Regions from separate parts of the Homo sapiens genome. Here region 2 is linked to region 1. Evidence: read pairs that join two places in POLR2A ChIA-PET (ENCODE). Cell type or tissue: PC-3. All regions are shown on one strand. Links, peaks and the distances in the headings refer to the core of each region. The heading gives the core; the rest is flanking DNA. Region 1 overlaps JMJD1C (jumonji domain containing 1C). Region 2 has its middle 27 kb from the start of JMJD1C.

The links. Peaks named below come from ENCODE experiments on the same cell type or tissue, not always from the same donor. Only the 100,000 strongest peaks of a DNase experiment are listed, where the experiment ranks them.
Region 2: POLR2A ChIA-PET joins it to region 1 with 5 read pairs; 4 of 35 experiments call an interaction of 5 or more read pairs at or near these places.

Annotation. Positions count from the first base shown.
Region 1 is chr10:63,357,676-63,360,490 of GRCh38, forward strand. All of the region lies in intron 2 of JMJD1C (jumonji domain containing 1C), which reads right to left. Among named protein-coding and RNA genes, the nearest start is that of MIR1296, 14 kb to the right of the region's middle. In PC-3, for the core only: no CTCF peak of the experiment used is centred there; no DNase peak of the experiment used is centred there.
Region 2 is chr10:63,491,395-63,494,209 of GRCh38, forward strand. It overlaps a transcript of JMJD1C not described here. Among named protein-coding and RNA genes, the nearest start is that of JMJD1C, 27 kb to the left of the region's middle. In PC-3, for the core only: no CTCF peak of the experiment used is centred there; DNase peaks (open chromatin) are centred at 387 and 1,027; H3K4me3 peaks cover 415 bases; H3K27ac peaks cover 2,500 bases.

The DNA.
Region 1 (2,815 bases), core at 169-2,668:
TACCTATTTGTGTCAGACGGCAGAGATTCACAGTATCTACATAATGCTTAGCCAACAGTAAGTATTCAAATATATTTATTGAATGAATGAAATTATCTCCCAACACAGATAGGATGCTGTGTTTAAAATGTCAAAAGACACAGACAGACAGACACACACACACACACACACACACACACACACACACACACAGAGACAAACTCCTTACATAAAAAAGCAAGCACTTTTAGTACCCAAAACAGACTTCCCCTGCCAGCCCCCAAGAACTAAATAAAAAAAAAAAAAACCTCTCAAATTAGAACACATGTAGACGTGGCAACTGTATTTCTGGACAGGAGAAAAATGGAATCAACACCCTTCATATTTAAATGGCTTGCTGTTCTTGGCTGTTTTGAATTACAATAATGAAAAAGTGAAAATCCCAAGTAATTCCAAGTATAACAAAAGAGATGAATAGATATAGGAAATACTTATAATGGAAAGGTCAAGGAATCAAGAAATGATTCCAAACTATCATCTATTTTAGGATACGAAAATTTTTTCACAGATTATAACCAAATAAAACTCACTATGGCTTAAGAAATAGGCAAAACCAGAAAAGTTCTACAACATCATAGAAATCCTGAGAAATCTAAACATTCTGTTAAATTCTAGTAAATGGCAACTAATTGTCATGTTTGGATAAAACAATGAAATATGACATAACAATTTAAGAAATGGGGTAAAAAAAAAAAATCTGAAGATAGATACGGTGGTGTGTACCTGTCGTCCCAGCTACTCACAAGGCAGAGGCCAGGAGTTCTAGTCCAGCCTGGGCAATATAGCAAGATCCTGTCTCTTTAATACGATATAATTAAGATATATCATATATTAGGGTTAGAATAGGGGAAAAACGGAAAAAAGAAAAAATTATGAAAACTCAGTAATATGGTTTTTATTAGGATTTAGATCCTAATAAAATCACAACAAAAACAAGATTTTAAAACAGAAAAAAAGCTGTATAAAAGTTTGAACATATGGCAGTAGAAGAGTGGGGTGGGGTCCCCAGGTAAGTTTCAACGTTAATAGAAGAGAATGCAATACCTCCATAACCCAGGGGCTGTTAAAGGCAGTCTGGAAAGGCGGCCAGTTAAAACTATCTAGTTCAAAATACTACCTTAAGTTCTACAACATACATTCACATTTAAAACAGTTTTGATTAGTAACGATCAGATTGTATCTTGTGGACCCTCCGAAAATGAAGATGACAGAAAATCTAACCATGTTGGACCTTCAAAATAATGACCTCCTTCAATTTCCACCGAAGCATGGTAATTGTGTGAATTTAAGAATATTACTACCAGATAGAAATCCATTTCATATTCTTTGAGCAGCCATACTAATGAAAGGAACACCTGTTATACTAGAATATTTGAGAACCTAAATTCCCATTTAAATTGGAGTTGTTTCATAATCCTAGTAATGTTAATTCTTAGAAAGTAACATTTTGTTTTAGTATCATCTTAGAGATTGCTATTATAATTTCTCACTATTACCTAGCCATTGGTATAACTGGCCTGGGCCATATTCATGGCTACCACCATTTCTACATTCACAACTATTTAACATTTTTCTAAGCTGTTGTGCACATTTATCATGGTAATAACCACATATTATGTTCATACATTTGTTCTGGACGTTTTACAGAGAATTTATCCTACTAACTTTCATTTTCTTAAAACACAGCAGTTTCTTCAAAAGTTAATTTTTGAAAATGTGATCTAATATTTTTATAATGACAAAACATTTTTGTAGAACTGGTTTTATTTCCCTTGTTTCTTTCTGCATTCCACATAATGTGACCAATTTACCTGAATATGACTATCCAATTTCTAACTTCTTATTACATAAAAAATTGAATTTTAATGAATACTTTTCATTACCCATGATAGGAATTTTGTGGTCTCAGTACAAGTTTTAACTTTGTTTTAATCTAGTTGAAATGTTTCTTTTCTAGCTATTGAGTTGGTCGTTTCCTCCTGTTTCATGAAATCATTTTATCAGAGTTACTAATGTCACAGAAATGCTAATCAAAATATAGTTATTGAAGAAAGTACTGAAAGTTGTTATAACTGCTCTTACAATTTAGAATTTAAACTCTTTTTTAAGGATGGCTTGGTATTGTTTCCATATGGTAACCCGGTACTTTTAGATTCAAGAGAATTAAAAAGATTGGATCTGCATATTTTCCTATCAGTCAGTGTAGCATTTAAAAATACCTTTTGTTCCTTAAAAAAAAGGTATGGAAGACCTTATCTTTTCTAAAGATAGCAGACAGAAAACAATAAGGAATACCACAGAGAAATCTTAAAATAGGGAGCAGAATGGCTTGTGTCTGTAATCCCAGCTACTTGAGAGGCTGAGGCAGGAGAATCAATAGAGGCCAACAGTTGAAGACCAGTTTGGGAAACATAGCAAGATCCCCCATCTCTTAAAAAAATTAAAGAAAAAGATTTGCCAGGCATGGTGGTGGTGCATTCTTAGAAGAATGATCCTCTCACCTCAGCCTCCCCAGTAGCCCGCTAAGTCACAGCTACTTGGGAGGCTGAGGTAGAAGCATCACTTGAGCCAAGGAGTTTGAGGTAATAAGGAGCTATAATCATGCCACTGCATTTCAGCCTGAGTGACAGTGAGACCCTGTCTCCGAATAAAAGAAATGAAATCTTAAAATGTACTTTGTTTAAACATGTATTAAGCAGGTATTATATACCTAATCTACTCTGTGGATATGTTTTAATCCAACCTTGTAAGTCTTATTTCCAGCACCTTAATTTTA
Region 2 (2,815 bases), core at 67-2,566, 130 kb after region 1:
ATAAAGACCCACAATTTTATTTTATAGTAAGATGGAATCTGCACCAGTAACTCTTGATCCCCCTTCCTTTCTTGCATAATGACTCGCATAAGGCAGTCAGCTTACTTGTGGACTGTTTTAAATAAAAAGAAAATGAAGAAAAGGAAAATCTTCCTCCTCTTTCCTTTCTATCTCCTAAGAAGGTGGATAAGAGTATAAAATACTACCCAAGCCTATCTTTAAGAGCCCTTCTTTATTGTGTCTGAAAATTTGCTTTGGAGTATGAAATTTTAATTATGCCTTGGTATTGCTCAATTTCATACTGTTATGACACAATCCCTCCTAGTTCTTCCCATAACAGCTTATAGCTACAACCCCCCTCCAGGGAAAAAGCAGGTTTGGGCTCCTCACTCTTTCCAGACAAACAAGGCAACTTTCAGAGAGCTTTCTAAGCAGTTGAATCAGATAGCTACTACAACACTTCTAGTGGAGTCCCAAGAGGAAATTTTCTTGCCAACTTCAGAAACAGCTATTTGTCAGCACAAAACAGAATTCATTCTAAACTAAGAGGGGCAGAGCGGGGGGAATGCAACCTAGCAGAAATTCCTTTTCCTTACAGAGAAACTTTTCCTTTAAACAACATATAGAGTAAATTATAACTTTTTCTTTCTTCTTTCTCTCTCTCTCTTTCGAGACTTTGTCACCCAGGCTGGAGTAAAGCGTGATCTCGGCTCTCTGCACCCTCGACCTCCTGGGCTCAAGGGATCCTCCCGCCTCAGCCCCGGAAGCAGCTGGGACTACAGGCCCATGCCACCATGCCTGGATAATTTTTTGTATTTTTTGTAGAGACAGTGTTTCACCATGTTGCCCAGGCTGGCACTTTTTCTTTCAAAGTCAAGCGGAAACTCCAAATAAAAAGATTCCTTCTGATATGAACAAAGTTTGATGAAATTAATCATGGGAAGAAAAATTTTAGCCTACAATAAAGATTTAAAAGATTATAAAGAAATGGCCAGGCACAGTGACTCACGCCTGTAATCCCAGCACTTTGGGAGGCCAAGGTTGGTGGATCACTTGAGGTCAGGGGTTTAAGACCAGCCTGGCCAACATGACAAAACCCTGTCTCTAATAAAAATACAAAAATTAGCTGGGCGTGGTGGCGTGGTGGCGTGGGCCTGTAGTCACAGCTACTCGGGACTCTGAGGCATGAGAACCACCTGAACCCAGGAGACAGAGGTGGCAGTAAGCCAAGATTGCGAACACTGCACTCCAGCCTGGCTGACAGAGTGAGGCTCTGTCTCAAAACAATATAAAATAAAATAAAATAAAAATAAAAGATTATTTTTAAAAAGCACATTAATAAAAATAATCACTAAAAATATAAGAAAAAGGGAAAAGAAAACAAATTACACTTTTTAATATGCCAATCTCAAAGTGGCAAGTTCAAAGTGTGGATGCAGGTCAAAGCAACTGAACATAATTCAGACAAATAACCCACTACAGTTTTGTCTGAATAACCCCAACATGAACTTAAAGTCTACACTCTTAGCTGTGAGGTACTAACTGAAATATGAGTCTAGATAACTGTCACATATATCTTCAAGGTAAGTATCAGGTGAAAGTGTTAGCTTAAGGGGGAGAAATAGAAGGATGATTTTCAATTGCCTGAATTTCTTTCTTTCTTTCCGTTTCTCTCCTATGTTAACCTTTCCATTATCTTTTTTCAACACCATTCGTAATTCAAGCAAAATCACTGAGTATGGAGACTTAACAAAATAATGTATTCATAGCAAAAAGATATTCCTACAATCTAAATCAACATATATGTAAGAATCACAGGCTATTTTTAAGTAGATGGGAACAAAACTGTTATTTCTTTTTTTTTTTTTTTTTTTTTTTTTTTTTGAGATGGAGTTTCACTCTTGTTGCCCAGGCTGGAGTGCAGTGGCATGATCTAGGCTCACTGAAACCTCCACCTCCTTGGTTCAAGCGATTCTCCTGCCTCTGCCTCATGACTCCTGCCTCCGCCTCATGAGTAGCTGCGATTATAGGCGTCAGCCACCACGCCCTGCTAATTTTTGTATTTTTAATAGAGACAGGGTTTCACCATGTTGTCTAGGCTAGTCTCAAACTCCTGACCTCAGGTGAACCGCCTGACTTGGCCTCCCAAAGTGCTGGGATTACAGGCGTGAGCCACCACCCCCAGCCTAATTCATATTTTTATAATAAAATTTTAAATCTGTTAATTACAGGCGTGAGCCACCACACCCGGCTAATTCCTAATTTTTGAAAGTACATATTATTAGATAATAAATTCAACAGCACCTAAAACAGAAGCATAAATGTTCTCTTTTTGAACATAAATTAATTTAGGGATTAGCCATTTTCACAGAGCAGATGAGTAGCCACTTTACAAATGGAGGGAATAAACTCATATAAAGTTAGAAAGGAACTGGGAAAATAACAAAGCTCTCAAATAACTCTAAGAATGTTTTCTTTCCAATCCAGATCTCTGATCACATTTTTTAAAAAGAAGGAAAAAAATAAAAACAAAGAGAGAGAGAAACCATGGAGTCTTTTCTTCCCGTAGCTGGCAGGAAGTAGGGTATATGATTTCTATGTAGCCTGACTCAGAATACTTTTCAAAGTTTGGAAAGTTGGGCCTGGTGGCTCATGCCTATAATCCCAGCACTTTGGAAGGCCGAGGCGGGCGGATCACCTGAGGTCAGGAGATCGAGACCAGCCTGACCAACACGGAGAAACCCCATCTCTACTAAAAATACAAAAGTTAGCCGGGCAAGGTGGCACATGCCTGTAATCCCAGCTACTTGGGAAG